Regions from separate parts of the Homo sapiens genome. Here region 1 is linked to region 2. The links are chromatin loops, found by intact Hi-C in ENCODE. Cell type or tissue: mammary epithelial cell. All regions are shown on one strand. Links, peaks and the distances in the headings refer to the core of each region. The heading gives the core; the rest is flanking DNA.

What was found. A loop is a pair of places that touch in the nucleus more often than their neighbours do. Peaks named below come from ENCODE experiments on the same cell type or tissue, not always from the same donor. Only the 100,000 strongest peaks of a DNase experiment are listed, where the experiment ranks them.
Region 1: it touches region 2 in a loop (31-fold over the local background); 9 of 110 quality-filtered maps call a loop at or near these places.

Annotation. Positions count from the first base shown.
Region 1 is chrX:103,839,827-103,849,146 of GRCh38, reverse strand. No RefSeq gene overlaps it. Among named protein-coding and RNA genes, the nearest start is that of RAB9B, 12 kb to the right of the region's middle. In mammary epithelial cell, for the core only: a CTCF peak has its summit at 3,883 (motif pointing left); DNase peaks (open chromatin) are centred at 1,416, 2,556 and 3,716; H3K27ac peaks cover 2,849 bases.
Region 2 is chrX:104,265,620-104,274,939 of GRCh38, reverse strand. No RefSeq gene overlaps it. Among named protein-coding and RNA genes, the nearest start is that of ESX1, 15 kb to the right of the region's middle. RefSeq lists a silencer at 3,607-3,791. In mammary epithelial cell, for the core only: CTCF peaks have their summits at 3,825 (motif pointing right) and 4,518; a DNase peak (open chromatin) is centred at 3,809; H3K4me3 peaks cover 301 bases.

The DNA of each region.
Region 1 (9,320 bases), core at 746-8,745, 430 kb after region 2:
ATTCAAAGTCATGGGAAGGAGCTAAACATCTAAGTCATGTAGCGGAACCTAGGTCATGTGCCTATAGCTGGGAGCAGGGAGTAGGAATGTTTGGCTCCTCTTGGTCTCTGTAATGAGAGGCAGGGCCTTTTCTTCCATCAAGATGTATGCAATGGGCTGGGTGTGGTGGCTCACGCTTGTAATTCCAGCACTTTGGGAGGCTGAGGCGGGCGGATCACCTGAGGCCGGGAATTTAAGACCAACCTGACCAACATGGAGAAACCCTGTCTCTACTAAAAATACAAAATTAACCAGGCGTGGTGGCGCATGCCTGTAATCCCAGCTACTCGGAAGGCTGAGTGAGGCAGGAGAATTGCTTGAAGCCAGGAGGTGGAGGTTGCAGTGAGCCGAGATCATGCCATTGTACTCCAGCCTGGGCAACAAGAGCAAAATCCGTCTCAAAAAAAAAAAATGCAATGGACAAGTCCTCCAAATTGGAAAGGGGTTCATATACTATGCAACCATAAAAAAAAGGCAGATATTTAACACAAGACAACACTGTGAAAACTTGATCAAGTTGTTGAAGAGAAGAGTCCTTAGGCTAGGTGGCCATTTTGAGAACAGTAAATATTAGTATTTTGAGATCAGTGGACCAATAATTGATATGAATTTAACGCTCAAACTCTCTGAGACTCGAGAGGTTAGGATGACTTGCTGAAGGTCACTTACTAGAAAGTGGCAGACTAGGATTAGCCAGACTCTATGGAGGAAGGAGGATTTCAGTTGGGCCTCAAAGTAAAAGGAAAATTGAAAACGGCAGAGAAGAATATGGGATTGGGGTGAGGAGGGAAACCCAGGGTTGGGGCACCTTATGAGTACAAGAATGAGTTAGGACTAATAAGGTGTGTTTAGGAAAAATTGAATAGCTCAGTTTAGCTTGACTGGAATATTTGTACAGTGAAGAAGCAGGGGAAGATAAAAAATAGACAAGAGCCAGATCCTAGAGGGCCTTGGATGAATATTTTGGGAAGAATAAACTGGTCAGAGTGTATCAGATTGCTTGGATCTGGATGCAGGGATACCACCAGAGTGGGGAAAAAAAAAAAAAGGAAACAAATCCATATAGTGTATTGAAGCCAAAGCTCTAGAGTCAGAAGGTTCTTGGGCATGTTACTTAAACTCTCTTAGCCTCATATTTGCAAATCTGTAAGATAGGGTTAATAGTAATATCTACCTCATAAGGTTGTGGTGAGAATTAAGGATGTGAAGGCTAATGAGTGTATTAGTCAGGGTGATTGCAAAAAACAGATGGCACATTTGTATGAGACAATTTAGGAAAATTTAATAAAAGTAATAAAAGGACTATTATGAAAGATGTGGGTAGGGTATAGGAAAATCACAAGGGATAGCAGAGGACCCCAGATGAATAATGGTGAGGTTATTACTACTCCCAGTCCTGTAGGAGGGAGAAGAGGAAGTGGGCAAAGTTAGTTGATGGGAGGTGGAGATATTGAGAGAGTCATCTATTAAGTATTGTGAATTTAGCCATCCCACAGAGACGCTGCAGAGAGTGAGCTGAGTGAATAAACACCCTGACCTCATTCGCCTTCCTCTCACAGATCTCCTGCCAGGACTTCTCAAAGGTGGAACCCAACAGAAAGCCAGGCTATAAGAAAGACCCTCCAAAAGCCAGAGAAGGGGGTCTGAGCCATAGTCACAGCTGCTTTAACCCACATCCATTCACCTAAAAATCACCCACACTGAACCATATTTCCTCAGTGTCAAAAAACTGTATTTCGCAACTATTATTCCCCAGAATATTTTCGCAACTCCTCTGGGGAAAAAAAAAAAAAAAACATATCCATTAGGATCATGTCACTCCAATTTCTTCTTGCAGCCCCTGGCAACCACCAATCTAGTTTTTGTCTCCATATAATTACCTATTTTGGACATTTCACATAAATAGAATTATTTCGTGACTGGCTTCTTTTACTTAGCTTAGTGTTTTCAAAGTTGATCCATGTTGTAGCATGTATCAGTATTTCATTCTTCTTCTGGCTGAATAATATTCTGTTGTATGGATACACAGTAGATAGACTTCACTTATCTGGAGGGGATATGTTCCAAGCCTCCCAGTGGATGCCTGAAACCTCAACAGTACTGAACTCAACTGCCATCAGTCAGAACATGTTTCTATTGATGTCTTCCACCTACAAATTTAATGACTTTTCCACCTTAGCTAAGCACTTAACAGGCACTGTGGCCATAACTTTTGCAGTTTGAGGTGTGACAGGAAAACTAGCACAAATTTATTTTTCCTTCTTCACAATTTCACAGATAGAAGATTCATTCCTACCGTAGATCTTAGCAATCTCAGCATACAATTTTTTTTCTTTCTGTATTAAGTCAAGAACTTTTACCTTTTAAGTGAAAAGAGGCACTTGATGGCTTCTCTTTAGCATATCTGAATCAGCATCACTACTCTTGCATTTTGGAGCCTTTATTAAGTAAAATAAGGATGACTTGAACATAAGCACTGTGATGCCTGAGATGACTAAGTGACTAGCAGGCAGGTAACATATAGTGTGGAGATGCTAGACAAAGGAATCATTCATGTCCCAGGCAGGACAGAGTGGGATGATGCCAGATTTCATCACACTCAGAATGGTATGCAATTTAAAGCATATGAATTGCTTATTTCTAGAATTTTCCATTTAATATTTTCAGACTGAAGTTTATCACAGATAACTGCAGCCACAGAAAGCAAGACCACAGATAAGGGGGCACTGCTTACCACATTTTGTTTATCCATTCACCAATTGATAGACATGTTGTTTTCATCTTTTGGGTATTGCCGCTATTTATCTCCATGTACAACTCTTTTGTGTGTACAGGTTTTCATTTCTCTTGGCTGTGTAACAAGGAACGGAATTGCTGGGTCACATTTTGAGAAATTGCCAAACTGTTTTCCAAAACAGTTGCTCCATTTACAATTCCATCAGCAGTTATGAAGGTTCTCATTTCTTCACATCGGTGTCAGCACTTGTTATTGTCTGTATCTTAGCCATCCTAAATAGCCATCCTTAACCATGAGGAGTGAGGTGGTATCTCATTATTGTTTGATTTACATTTCTCTGTTGACTAATGATGTTGAACATCTTTTTATATGCTTATTAGCTTTTGTATACTTTGGAGAAATGTCTATTCAGATCTTTTAACAATTTTTAATTGGGTCAGTCTTCTTTTTATTGTTCAGTTACAAGAATTATTTATATATTTTGTATACAAGTCCTTTATGAGATCAATGATTCACAAACATTTTCTCCTATTCTGGAGACTGTCTCTTTTCTTGATGATGTACCTTGAAACACAAAAGCCTTATATTTTGATGTCTCATTTTTCTGTTTTTTCTTTTGTTGCTTGTGCTTTTTTGTGTTATGTCTAAAAAACTATTTCTTAATCCAAGATCACAAACATTTACTCCTATGGGTTTTTTTTTTCTAAGGGTTTTAAAGTTTCAGCTCTTACATTTAGGTCTATGACTCATCTGAGTTAATTTTTATTATGTGGTGTGAAAAAAAGATTCCCCAACTAGTGGCTGCAAGCCAGCTTGCCCTATCTCTCAGGTTCAGGACTTTTCTTCCTGGTAGCCAGCCAGCTTTTTTTCCTGGTAGATTCCTATTGCACACAATTGGCTTTTTCTCATTACTAACACTAAATCTCTTTTTCATAACTTACATTGTCAAAATATTACTCAACTAAAACCTGATGACCTTGGGTTTTTCGTTTTGTTTTGTTTTCAGAGGAATGAAAGAAAAAATCCCTGAAGCTGATTGCGGCTGCAGTACATCCTTCCAACTTGGAGGAGAAATGGTAATAAAACAGCTTACTGCTGCCACCTGCCGTCAAGCATGGTTCAGACAATAACTGTCGCCCCAGAAGTTAGTGGCCAGGCTTAGCAAACTTAAACACTTTGGGAATAGGGTAAGCAGTAGGAGTGAGTAAAAGGTGCTGGTTAGGAACTATGTTGAATTGGCTAGCACCAGCCCAAATAAAGTAGGCAATAGCGCCTTACCTCCAAAGGATTATCACAGCAAGGGAACACTGGTCCAGTAAGAAGAGATCTTGAGGTGTTTTGTTTTTGTTTTTGTTTTCTTTTTTCAAGATAATTCAGAAGTCTACATTTTCAAAAAATGAGCTTTCCCAATTTTTAACTGACAATTTAAACAATGTAAGGGTCATGAGACCAAGCAAAGCAAGTCTCTAGGATAACAGTTTCCAACATCTCTTTCTTCTGAAACAGTCCCAAGGACTGTTTTAATAAATATGGGAGTCAAAATTAGAAGCTACTTGCTCTGATGAAGTTGAAGTGACATTAGTGGTGGCCCAGCATCTTCAGGCTGTCTGACTTATTCTGCAATCTGAAGACCTGGGCTTCTTTTGGGGTAGGGACCAAGTCTTCTTCACCTTTGTATCCCCATCAGTGAGTGTATTTCCCAGGGGAAGCAGATGCTCAGTCAACACAAGATAGATGAACAGGTTTGTGCTTTGGCCCTGCCACAGTACAGCTATATGACCTTGGGTGAATCAGTTAGCTTCTCTGAGTGCCCATTTCATCATCTATAAAATGTGAGTTATGAGGCTCTTTTTTGGTGAAAGTGGTCTTTTATCAAAGGTGACTGGATAATGGAATGTTTACATTCTCCAAGAAGAGATTCTTGAGTATACACTGGGTTAACTGCAGCTGAGAGGTCCTCAGATTTCAAGAAACCAAATGCCATGCTAAAAAGAACCCTTATGAAAATCAGCCTCAGAATAATTTAACACAGACTGAAAGTCGAAGTGCTTCAACTTGAACATAAATGAGGGTAAATTGGATGATTAAGGCTAAGTCCACAACTTTGCCTTCATTCACTACTCAAAACCTTCTGCCTAATTAATTTTATAAAATGTGAACATTTTAGTCTTTAAAATGCCATAAATTGTGGCAATTGTGAAGGGCAAGTGTCAAGATGGAAAGATGAGTGAGTTGCAAACCAGATGCAATGTCCCCCAAAACTACCTGATCATAATACACTCACGTTGCTGTGGGGCCTTGTTAAAATACAAATTCCCAGGCACCACACATCAAGATTATGATTTAGTAGGTCAGGTGGATAGAATTTGTTTTATCCGTATTTCACAAGGCCCCCAGGTGATTCATATGATCAGGCAAATTTGGAGAACTCTGAAGAGGACTTGATTTCTCATCTTGAGTCTAGGCTAGTAACATAAATTTGTAGAAGTTCTCTGCCTGTGATAAAATGAGAATCTGAATTACCAGATTTAGCTTTGATTATCAGGTTTTAAGGTTCCTTTAAGATCTAAAAATCTATATACTGGCCGGGTGTGGCGGCTCACACCTGTAATCCCAGCACTTTGGGAGGCCGAGGCGGACGGATCACAAGGTCAGGCGATTGAGACTATCCTGGCCAACACTGTGAAACCCTGTCTCTACTAAAAATACAAAAATTAACCGGGTGTGGTGGCGCGCACCTGTGGTCACAGCCACTCCAGAATAGTAGGCAGGCCAATCGCTTAAACCTGGGAGGCAGAGGTTGCAGTGAGCTGAGATCACGCCACTGCACTCCAGCCTGGTGATAGAGCAAAACTCCGTCTCAAAAAAAAAAAAAAAAAAAAAACAACAACAAAAAAAAAAACTATATACTGTGTTCATAAATCATATATCTGAAAAAAGACTAGCATACTCATTCCCTCCTTTTATTCCTACTGTTTCAGAAGTCTCACATCTCTAAAAAAGGAAAAACCATTTTGACCAGTCTCATATTCTTGAAGGCCTCTATTTAGACTTTTAATGTTTTTTCAGAAAGATTGTACATTCAGAAAGTCTAGTCCTAATTCCTGACATAAACTGACAAGATTAAAGAAAATGAAATTTATTAGACAACTTTAAACTTGTGTCTTATTACTAAACCATAGACAATAAAGAATATTACTGGTTACATTTTAAATTTTTTGTTTTGTAAATATATTATATTACATTATGTGGAAATTTTGGTGGTGATAGAAGTGTCAGTATGTTAAGTATAAACATTTTAAACATCTCACAATGTTTAGATCCTGTTTTGACATGTCTTTATTATTTTCTTTTAATATACCACAAGCCTGGAAAATGACAGTGATGGGCTAGGCATCTTTGGAACTCCAAGAGTCTCTGTCTCTAATTAGATACTGGAAACTTTCTTCCTCTTATCCAAAACTAATTGTTTCACTCATGCTCTTATCCCATTACTTCTAGAACCCTTATCCAAGATTTATTGCAGTGTCTCCTTCTTTAGGATCTCACCTGTATAACTGTTTCTTCTTGATCTTGTTAAGCAATCCTCTTTCTCCTCCAGTCCCCTAACTGGGGTTTTCCCAAGGATTCAGTTATAGCCAGTGCTCACAAACTCAGGTTCTCACAGGGGCCAGGCAGTAGACAAAAATGACGCAGCATCTGCTGGTGGTTTCTACTCATATGTCCCACCGTCATTTAATATGTCTACAAAGAAACTCAGCAACTTCTTTTGAAGCAGTTCTCCCTCCACTCCTGCTTTATAAATTTTTTTGTCAATGACATAATAATTCTCCTAATTCATCAATCTAGGATGACTGAAGTGTCCTGACAGAATAGTCAGAAAAAGGTTGTGCTAGTGACATCAACATAATAGTGATACTACCACAGATCTAGTCAGGATCCAGGATGAGGCAGGAAACGACCATCATAGTAATGGGCAATATCAGGTCCGCGTAAGTCATGGCAGCAGAGCAAGACTAGGTAGGATTTAGGTACATTATATAATACTAAAAAGGTGCCCCAAAGCCAGTCTCAAGCCGGTCTGTTCATAGCACCAAGAAAAGTTCTAAAGAAATAGTTGCCTCAACTAAGTTATCCAGTTACATTTCAATTAGGGCAGTTCAGGACTGCTGGCTGGCCTAAATCCCAGAGAAGGACCCTTCAGTGAGTGATTCTTAACCTTTTCTGGTCATGAACCCCTTTGAGAATCTGATGAAAGCTGTAGAATTTTTCCCTAGAAAAATGTAGAGATCCACACATTCATAAATTATTATTTAGAATTTTAGAGGTTTTATGAACCACTTGATCCTATTCATAGACCCTAGTCCAAAAACCTCTGCCACAGGCCTTAAAAGACCTTGGCTAAATAGAGCAATGCTGAATCTCCTTAGGAGTGGGGAAGGTCGAGGAAGGAATACTCTTTGCTTAGATGACTGAGCTTACCATCAGAAGTTCCTATGTCTTCCATGTTCTCTCTCGATAGATTCTGTTAATCTGGACTGCCAAAATATATTAAAGGAAGCCCTCATGCCTGGTGTTTTTAAGTTTTCTGTATCAAAAATATTATTAATTGACCATAAAGCTTATGATTTATGTATGAACTCTCAATTCTACTTCATTTGGTCTATATGTCTGTTGTTATGTCAGTACCATGCTATCTTGATTACTGTAGCTTTGTAGTATGCCTTGAAATCAAGAAGTATGAGTCCTACAATTTTGTTTTTCTTTCTTAAGAGTGATTTAACTAATTTGGTCCCTTGTATTTCCATATAAATTTTAGCATCAGCTTGTCAATTTCTGTAAAAAAAAAAAGGCAGATGTGATTTTCATAGGGAATGTGTACAATCTGTAGATTAGTTAGGGGAATATTACCATCTTAGCAATTTTAAATCTCCCAGTCCATAAACATGGGGTGTCTTTCCATTTATTTAGGTCTTCTCTAATTTCTTTCAATGATGTGGTTTTGCTTTCTGTGTACACATCTTGAACTTCTGTTAAATTTATTTTTAAGTGTTTCATTCCTTTTGATGCTATTATAAATGGAATTGTTTTCTTAATTTTCCTTTTAGATTGTTCATTGCTAATCTATGGAAACATTATTTATTTTTATATATTGGCTTTTACTCTGAAAACTTTCTGAACTCACTTATATTTAATCGTTTTTTAAATAAATGTTATTGCTTATATTTGAGGTATAAAACATGATGTTATGGGATATGTATAGATAGAAAAGCAGTTACTATAGTGAAGCAAATTAACGTACCTATTATCTTACATAGTTACTCTTATGCGTGTGTGACAAGAGCAGCTAAAATCTATTTAATAAAAATCTCTAATACAATACAATTTTATTAACTATAGTCTTTACGGTGTACATTCACTCTCTAGAGTTGTTCATCCTACATGTCTGCTACTTTGTATCCTTTGAATTAAAACTCCCCACCCCTGGTAACCACTGTTTTATTCTCTATCTCTATATATTTGACCTTTTTTTAAAAAGATTTCACATATAAGTGAGATCATGCAATATTTTTCTTTCTATGTCTGGCTTCTTTCACTTAGCATAATGTACTCCAGTACCATCCATATTGTGGCAAATGGCAGTCTCCTTTTTATGGCTAAATAGTACTCCACTGTGTATATGTACCACATTTTCTTTATTCATTTACCTATTGATGGACAGTTAGGTTGATTCCATATCTTGACTATTACAAATGATGCTACAATGAACAAGGGAGGGCAGATATCTTTCTAATGTGGTGATTTCATCTCCCTTGAGTTTATAATTCGGAGTAGGTTTGCTAGGTTATATGGTAGTTCTGTTTTAAATTTTTTTAGGACTCTCCATACTGATTCTTATAATGGTTGCACCAACCTATATTCTCACCAACAGTATACAAGGGTTCTCCTTTCTTCACACTCTCACCAAGATTTGTTATCTCTTGTCTTTTTTATTATAGCAATCCTAGTGAGTATGAGGTGATATCTCATAGTGGTTTGGATTTGCAGTTCCCTGATGATTAGTGAGGTTGAGCAATTTTTCATATTTGATGGCCATTTTTATGTTTTCTTATGAGAAATGTCTATTCTTCTTTAGAGAAATGACTGTTCAGGTTCTTTGCAAGCTTTAGTAGTTTTTTAATAGATTCCTTAGGATTTTCTATATTTATGAACATGTAATCTTTAAATAAAAATAGTTTTACTTCTTCCTTTCGATCTGGATACTTTTTGCTTCATCTTCTTGCCTAATGGCCCTGGCTACAACCTCCAATACAATGTTAAATTGGAGACGAGAATGGGCATCCTTGTCTTGTTCCTGATCTCAGATGAAAAGCATCTAGTCTTTTATCCTTAAATGTGATGCTCACAGTGGGTTTTTCATTTATGTCCTTTATAAGATTGAGGAATTTCTTTTATGCTTCTAGTTTGTTGATTTTTTTTTTATCAAGGAAAGGGTGTTGGATTTTGTCACCTACTTTTTCTGTGTCTACCGAAATGATTAATG
Region 2 (9,320 bases), core at 789-8,788:
AGTGAATTGATATTACTACTGTATAAATATCTTGTAAATTCAACCCGGATTTACAACATAATCCCCAGGGATTCTAATCTTAAGTGTTGACCCAGAAAAACCCTTAAATATGTGACCCAGTAGACATGTATGAAAAGCTTCAAAGAGTTATTGATTGAATAACAAATAATTCTAAACAAATAAAATAACCATAAATCGGATAATAGATAAAGGAATGGTGGTGCATTCAAATAATGTAATAATACATAGCAGTAAAAATGAATAACATCAGCTACTCACACCAAAATGTATACATGTTAGAAATCTGTTAGGTGAAAACAGCATACCTCAGATAAATATAGTGTCATCATTTTTTAAATAAATTGCTTTTTTTTTTTTTTGAGACGGATTTTCGCTCTGTCACCCAGGCTGGAGTGCAATGGCACGATCTTGGCTCACTGCAACCTCCTCCTCCAGGGTTCAAGTGATTCTCCTGCCTCAGCCTCCCAAGTAGCTGGGATTACAGGTGCCCGCCACCACACCCATATAATTTTTGTAGTTTTAGTAGGCACGGGGTTTCACCATGTTGGCCAGGCTGGTCTCGAACTCCTGACCTCAGGTGATCTGCCTGCCTCAGCCTCCCAAAGTGCTAAGATTACAGGTGTGAGCCACTGTGCTCGGCCACGCCTGGCTAATTTTTTAAAACATTTTCTTTTTAGAGACAGGGTCTTGCTATGTTGCCCAGCCTGGTCTCACTCTTGGCCTTAAGCAGTTCTTCCTCCTTGGCCTCCTAAAGTGCTGGGATTACATGCATGAGCCTCTGTGCGTGGTCATGATATAGTTCTGAACTTTAAACCAGGAACTAGAAATTTGGGGCGATGTTTTTTATTTAGTTACTTATTATTTTTTAGGATGGATATATGTATTATTCATTACAAGGGATTGGCTTATGCGATATGGGCATTGGCTAAGCAAGTCCAAAACCATAGGGCAGCAGTCAGGAAGGGGAAATAATGAGCAGTAGGGACCCCTACAGGAATAGGCAGATTCTTTTCTCTCTTCCAGGGAAACTTCAAACCTGCTTTTAAGGCCTTCCAACAAATTCAGTTAGGTTTGCCCAGATTACCCAAGGGGAATTTTCCTTACTTAAAGTCAACTGATTATGGGTTTTAAATATATCTGCAAAATGCCTCCCCAGAAACACCTAGATTAGTTTGATTGAATAACTGGGAACTATAGCCTAGCAGAGTTCCCACATCAATAAAGCCATCACATCTATGAATTTCCCAGCCTCCTGAAGAACTAACACATGGTCAGATTTGAAGCTTTCTCTAAGTTCCTCCCTGTTCATATCCTCCTGCTTCTCTTAAAGAATCACAATATTGAACCACCACATTGAATTAAAATATATATCCTCGGCTGGGGGCAGTGGCTCACACCTGTAATACCAGCACTTTTGGAGGTCTAGGCGGGTAGATGGCTTGAGCCCAAGAGTTCGAGATCAGCCTGGGCAACATAGCGAAACCGCATCCCTAGAAAAAAAATAGCTGGGCATGGTGGCACAAACCTGTAGTCCCAGCTACTTGGGAGGCTGAGGCAAAAGGATCACCTGAGCCCAGGAGGTCAAAGCTGCAGTGAGCTGTGATTGTGCCACTGCACTCTGCTTTGAGCGATAGAGTGAGACCTTGTCTCAAAAACTATCAAAAAAACCCCACCAACCAAGCAAACAAACAAACAAAAATCCTCTTGCTTTTTTCTTTTATCTTGTTTTTGAAATTTATTGAAAAGGCTAGATGTGGTGGCTCATGCCTATAATCCCAGCACTTTGGGGCCAACATGGTGAAACCCCGTTTCTACTAAAAATACAAAAAAATACAAAAAAAAATACAAAATTTAGCCAGGCACAGTGGCATGTGTCTGTAATCCCAGCTACTGGGGAGGCTGAGGTGGGAGAATCGCTTGAACGAGGGAGAATCGCTTGAACCCGGGAGGCAGAGGTTGCAGTAAGCCAAGATGATGCCATTGCACTCCAGCCTGGGCGACACAGCAAGACTCTGTCTCAAAAAAATAAAAAATAAAAAAAAAGCCAGGCATGGTGGTAATCATGCATCTGTAGTCCTAGCTACTTGGGAGGCTGAGGCAGGAGGAGGGCTTGAGCCCAGCAGTTAAAGGCCGCAGTGAGCTATGATGGCACCACTGCACTCCAGCGTGGGCAACAGAGCATGACCTGGTCTCAAAATAAAATAAAATAAAATAAAAAACTATAGAGAAACACATTAAATTTGATTGTAGTAGAGAACAAGAGCCCAGAGGAGCAAGTTCAGTTAGGTGCCACAGCGAATCTGGCTTACGAACATTCATGTCCTCAATCCCTTTCTCCAGACAAACCTTTCAAAGGGCTCCCCACCTATGTGAGTAATCGTCATTTCCCAGGTTAGGGAATCAGGAAAAGAACCACCTGGCTGTTCCCCAGTGTCATGCAGCAATTAAACTAAAACACAGGAGCCTTGGCTTCTGATTCTCAAGGGAAGATTAGGAAAAAAAAAACCCTGAGAACTCAAGAACTAAGATCTTCACATATCAAAATATTCCACTAAAAAATTACCACTTGTCTCAGCTCGAAATTCCTGAAATCCCACCTCCTCCAAAAAGCTTTCCCAGATTGATTAAAGGAAAGTGGATGATTTCTCCAGGTTCCTTGCTTTTGTCCCACCCCATAACAAATTCCCATGAGTCTACAGGAAACCTTATTTGAATGTGCGGTTTTCAAGATTAACTATTCTGACATCTGCATGTCAAAACCTGTGGTCAAAACAAAGAGACATCATATACAATGAGAAGCAAATAACATAATTTTTGTGATATTCCCACCCAAAATGCATAACCTGAAGCTAATCATAAGGAAACATCAGACAAATTCCAATTCAGGGATATTCTGCAAAATAACTGGCATATACTCTTTAAAAACATCAAGGTCATGAAAGACAAAGAAAGACTGAGGAAATATTTCAGATGAAAGGACACTTAAAGGGACACAACAACTAAATGCAATGCAATGAGCGATACTGGATTGGATCCTGTATTTATATTTTCTATGTAGGACCTTGGTGGGATAATTTGCCAATTTGAATAAAGTCTGAAGATTAGAAAATAGTATTGTATCAGTGTCAATATCCTGGTTTTAATAGTTGCATTGTGGTTCTATAAGCATATGTCTTTGTGTCTAGAAAATACACACACAAGTATTAGAGGATAAAAGAGCATCATGAATATAATTTATATTCGAATTAGAAAAATATATACATATTTATAATTACAGAGAGAATGATAAAACTAACGTGGTAAAATTTTAACTTGAAGGAATCTGAGTGAAGAGTATAATGGCAATTATTTGTGCTATCTTTGCAACTTTTCTGTAAATCTGAAATATCCCAAAATTCAAAAGTTTAAAATCCATCTTTGTCCCTCTAGTCTGTTTTAGATGGGAAATCCATACACAAATTATCTTTGGTGCTACTAGAGGTCGCTGCAGTTAGTTTAAAAACATATAATAATTTTAAATTTAAAAAAGTTCACTTTAATTTCAAAAACAGACCTATATCACATAGCATTGTGAGGAGAAAGAGGAAGAGGAAGAGATGCAGAATTCAAAATAAACCTGGTAAGATTATTTCAGGGCTGCTATACCAATCAGCTTGGGAAGCGGTGCCCTAAAGGGAAGAGTGCCATCTACACACAAGTTGCCCTGCCGGGTGCCTAGCAGCTTGCCAAGAACCAGCGTCTATTCTGAGATGTTCCTCCAGAGTGCCAACTTCCATCAAAAGCCATTGCCACAGTATTCCATTTGGCCACCTGAGGGCGTGCTAAAATTACTTTTTGTAATTCAGGGATTTTTCAGCAACTGAGGAAGGTATCTACGTGAGCGCTGAGTCCTGGGAATCTTCAGGTCACTTTGCAGATTCCTCCTGATGGGATAGAAAAGGGATGCAGTGATAGTTCCAACCTTAGCAAAACTGTGATGTCTTCAAAGTTCAGCTTCAGTGTCGGCCTGCATTGCCGGCCCCCTTTTGCCTTATTGCTGGAGTGCTTTCGATTCCCCATACACCCCTTTTTCTTCTTGGCCTCTTTCCCCTTCCTCAAATACTTTTGCCCAAAGCACTCATTTCCACTCATGTGTAAGACTGATAATGATGATAATCACCACAACAGATGTGGGAGTGTAAGAAATTGATAATGATGATAAGCATGATGGCAGAACGTGCCCCTCTCAAGGGAGATTTGAATGTTGAAAAGACTCCATGCCTTAAAGCCTCAAAGCTGATGAAGGAGACTGGGGGGATCATAGGAGCCTTTATTACTCTCCTGAAATGGCACCTTGAGTGCCTAACTCAAGTCTGGTTATCACTCAGGTGGGCAATAAAACAGGGTGGCCGGGACTGGTGAGGAATTAGCGGAGGCAGGAGGCGGGAAGCGGGAGGTGGGGGCTTTAAGTTTCAGGGCTGAAAACTGAGCTCTAGAAGGGCACTGGCTGTGAGATAGAAAGGCAGATGGAGTGAAGAACGGTCACCACTAGGGGATTTAGCAAGTCCCCAGGGTTATCACAACCTAAGAAAAAGTTGAGTAGCACAAGTAGAAAGCATAGATTGCTTACCCTGTTTTAGTCGCCATTCTTCCACCTCCTAAAAGGAGAACCTCCTTTATTTTATTTGTATTGATATATATCAGTTGTATATATTTGGGGGATGCATATGATATTTTGATACTTGTCTACAATGCGTAATCATTAAATCAAGGTAATTGGGATATCCATCACCTCAAACATATATATTTTCTTTGTGTTGGGAACATTACAATTCTTCTCTTCCAGCTGTTTTGAAGTATGCAATATATTTTGCACACCATAATTTCCCTACTGGACTATCAAATACTAGAACTTATTCATTCTATCTAATTGTATTTTTGTACCCATTAACCAACTTATCTTCTTCCCTCCTTCTTCCCTTCCCAGTCTCTGATAACCACCATTCTCTGTAGGAATCTCCTGTATTATAAAGCAGACAGCTCCCTTGGTAGAGCAATCTTGGGGGTTATGACTCCTGGAGAAATGGGGATGTCATGAGATTAAAGTCTATCAAAGGGAACATTCATCCCCTAGAAGAACGTTCTTTTAAAACATCTGGTATCACCATATATTTTAAGAGAAATGGACTATCGATACAGATCCAAAGTCACCAATTTAAAAAATTTTAGATGTAAACTATTTATCCATTCACTAAGTGTAGACCTGGATTTTAGACACCTTTTGTTTTGTTTTGTTTTGTTTTGAGATGAAGTCTCGCGCTGTGGCCCAGGCTGGAGTGCAGTGGCATGATCTTGGCTCACTGCAACCTCCGCCTCCCGGGTTCAAACAATTCTCCTGCCTTAGCCTCCTGAGTAGCTGGGAATACAGGTGTGCACTACTGCACCTGGCTAATTTTTGTATTTTTAGTAGAGACGACGTTTCACTATGTTGGCCTGGCTGGTCTCAAACTCCAGACCATGGGTGATCTGCCCCCCTCAGCCTCCCAAAGTGTTAGGATTACAGGCTTGAGCCACCGTGCCCGGTCTAGACACCTTTTAAGAAGTTCAAGTTAGGTCAATCCGTTTTACTCCAATTGTCTCTGTGAATGAACTTCAGGAATTATCCATCAAATCCTAAGCCCCAGGCTGGTCTTACCTTTCCCCCAGCTCCCACCATCCAACCTCGACTGAGATGCCACTCAGCCTGGAACTGCTGAGATCCCCCTCCAGTGAGGCAAACCAATGTATTTGTTCATGCAAAATAGCGAGGCTGTCTGGTGAAATGTCTTAGACTACAAACACTTGGAGGACAGGAAGTGTGCCTCTTTCATTAAGAAGCCTGTACCTTGTTGTCATTGGATTTCCTGCACTTTGCACATTTCTGGTACTGTGTATTTTGAATTAGTACATGATTATTTAACTCCTAGTTCAAATCACTTTTCTTAAAATACAGGAAGACAAATAGCTAAAACATTGCCCAAGTCAACCACTGGGATTGTACCTGCTTCTGTACTAAAATTTTCCATATTATACACGTTATACCTTAGCTAATTTTTATATACTTATTAGAGATAGGGTTTCACCATGTTGTCCAAGCTGGTCTCGAACTCCTGACCTCGGGTGATCCACCTGCCTTGGCTTCCCAAAGTGCTGGGATTAGAGGCACGAGCCATGGCGCCCAGCTGCCCAGAGAACACATTTTAGAAGCCCCAAGGGCCAGGTGTGGTGGCTTATGCCTATAATCCCAGCACTTAGGGAAGCTGAGGCTGGAGGATCACTTGAGGCCAGGAGTTTGAGACCAGCCTGAGCAACAGAGTGAGATCCCGTGTCTACAAAAAGTAATTTAAAAATTAGGCAGATGTTGTAGTGCACACCTGTAGTCCTAGCTACTTAAGAGGCTGAGGATCGCTTGAGGCCAGGAAGCTAAGGCTGCAATGAGCTGTATTCATGCAACTGCACTCCAGCCCCAAGTCTGTAATTCACCCTCCCTATGACAAACAATCCACAGGCCTCATCTCATGTCTCCTCCTAAGCAGGACCTTGTACCCAACTCATTGGAATACAGTAGTAGTTCCCAAATCTTGCCTCTTTGAGTAAATAAGAGCACAGACAAAATGAGTTACAGTTTTTATTTCCACCCTGCCTCCCCTCAAACCACCACCACCCTCAAAAGTATAAATAGAACTCTGATTCAGGCATTTCCAGTTGTTCTTGCCAGAAATGAAAACTAGCTCTACCTGTCCACATAGCATATGCCAGGTAAATACCTCAGCAGTAGATTTTAAAAGCAGCACATAGACATTTTGAGTTCATTGTCTGTATGACTTCTTCACGTTCATTTGCATCAGCTATTGTATAATTACTGCCCATGCCTCAAGAAACCAGGTTACAAATCCCTTTCTACTCACACCTCCACCTATGAGCTAAGTAATGCAAACAGTAGTCCTTTTAAAATTATTGAGGGCCTGGAAGTCCTTTCCATTTATTTTTATTTTTATTTATTTTTTTTTTTTAGGCAGGGTCGCCTCTGTTGCCTGGCTGGAGTACAGTGGCACAATCACAGCTCATTGCAGCCTCAACCTCACAGACTCAAGGAATCTTCCCACCTCATCCTCCCCAGTAGCTAGGGTCACAGGTGGGTGACCCTACACCCGGCTAATTTTTGTAGTTTTTTGGTAGAGATGGGGTTTTGCCATGTTGCCCTGGCTGGTCTTTAACTCCTGATCTCAAGCAATTCTCCAGGCTAGGCCTTCCAAAGTGCTGGGACTTCCAAAGTGCATGAGCCAACACAACCAGCCAATTTCCACCTTTGAGTACCAAAGTTATCCAGTTTTCATTGAAATGATACAAAGGGCACAGGTGTGTGAGTATAGATATCAATATGTAGAACACTGATTTTCCTCTTTGCTTCTGACTGTATCTCCAACCATCTATTAGATATAACAGACATCTGGAAGGCCCATCAGCCCCCAAACTAAAAACATCCACAATTGAATTCACCCTCTTTCCCTAAAACTTGGTCCTTCCCATATTCCTCTCAGTAAATGGTGTCATGTTCTGGCTCAAGCCAAATACTAAGGAATCATCTTTGACACTTTCCTCTTCCTCAATTCTCACATTCAGTCCATCAGCAAGCCCTATTATTTCCACCTCAAAAATAAACACCCAAAAATAAACCTCAAAGCCAGTTTCTTCTCTCCACCTCTGTCATCTGGTCCAAGCCATCATCACCTCTCACCTAGCTGACTGCAACAGCCTTCTAATTCATCTCCTTGCCTCTACAGGTTCCTTCTTCAAGAATTCTTTCTCGGGCCAGGTACGGTGGCTCATGCCTCTAATTCCAGAACTTTGGGAGGCCAAGGCAGGCAGATTACTTGAGGTCAGAAGTTTGAGACCAGCCTGGCCAACATGATGAAACCCAGTCTCTACTAAAAAAAAAAAAATACAAAAAACGTTAGCAGGGCATGGCGGCAGGCACCTATAATCCCAGCTACTCAGGATGCTGATGCAGGAGAAATTGCTTGAACCCTGGAGATGAAGGCTACAGTGAGCAGAGATCGAGCCACTGCACTCCAGCCTGGGTGACAGAGCGAGACTCTGTCTCAAAAAAAAAAAAAGATATGCAGATTGCAAATAAACAGATGAAAAGATATGCAACATCATCAGCCATTAGGAAAATCCAAATTTTCTTAGATATCCACAAGGTATCACTACACACCTATCAGAATGGCTTAAAATAAAAAACAGTGAAACATCAAATGTTGGCGATGATGCAAAGAAACTCTATCAGTCATCTTGAAAGGAGCATAAAATGGTACAGACACCCCAGGAAACTGTTTGGCAGTTTATTAAAAGAACTAACCAAGCTATTACCATACAACCCAGAAATCACACACTTGGGAATTTATACCAAAGAAATGAAACTAATGTGCACACAAAAACCTGTACACAAATGCTGATAACAACTTTATTCACAATAACCAAAAACTAGAAACAACCTAAATTCCATAACAGGTGAATGGGTTAATAAAACCACTCAGGAATAAAAAGGAAAGAACTGTTGATACAAGCAACAACTTGAAATGAATCTCAAGGAAATTATGCTGAGTGAGGGGGAAAAAAGCCAGTCTCAAATGTTATCTGCATGATCCCATTCATATAACATTCTTGAAGTGATAAAATGATAGAGATGGACACTAGATCAGTTGAACCAGGAATTAGAGCACCATGGAGGGGTAGTTTCAAAGAAACCAGGGGTTTCTTTAGAGTGATGGAACAGTTCTGTATGCTGATTGTCATGATGGTAACAGGGGTCTATACATGTGATAAAATTTCACAGAATTACACACACACACACACACACACACGCACATACACACACAGAAATCCAATTAAGTTCTGTATTTTACAAAAACTAGCTGTGCGTGGTGGCGGGCACCTGTAATCCTAGCTACTCCGGAGGCTGAGGCACGAGAATCTCTTGAACCCAGGAGGCAGAGGTTGCAGTGAGCCCAGATCATCGTGCCACTGCACTCCAGCTTGGGCGACAGAGTGAGAATCCGTTTTTTGCTTGTTTGTTTTTTGTTTTTAAAGCCAAAGGGATTACAGCATTGAGGACTGGCAGTCTTGAGGGCTAATATATATATATATATTTTATATATCTAATATATATTATATATCTAATATATATATAAAAATATATATGTATATGTATATATATTTTTACATATATAAATTTATATATATTTTACATATATAAATATATATATTACATATATAAA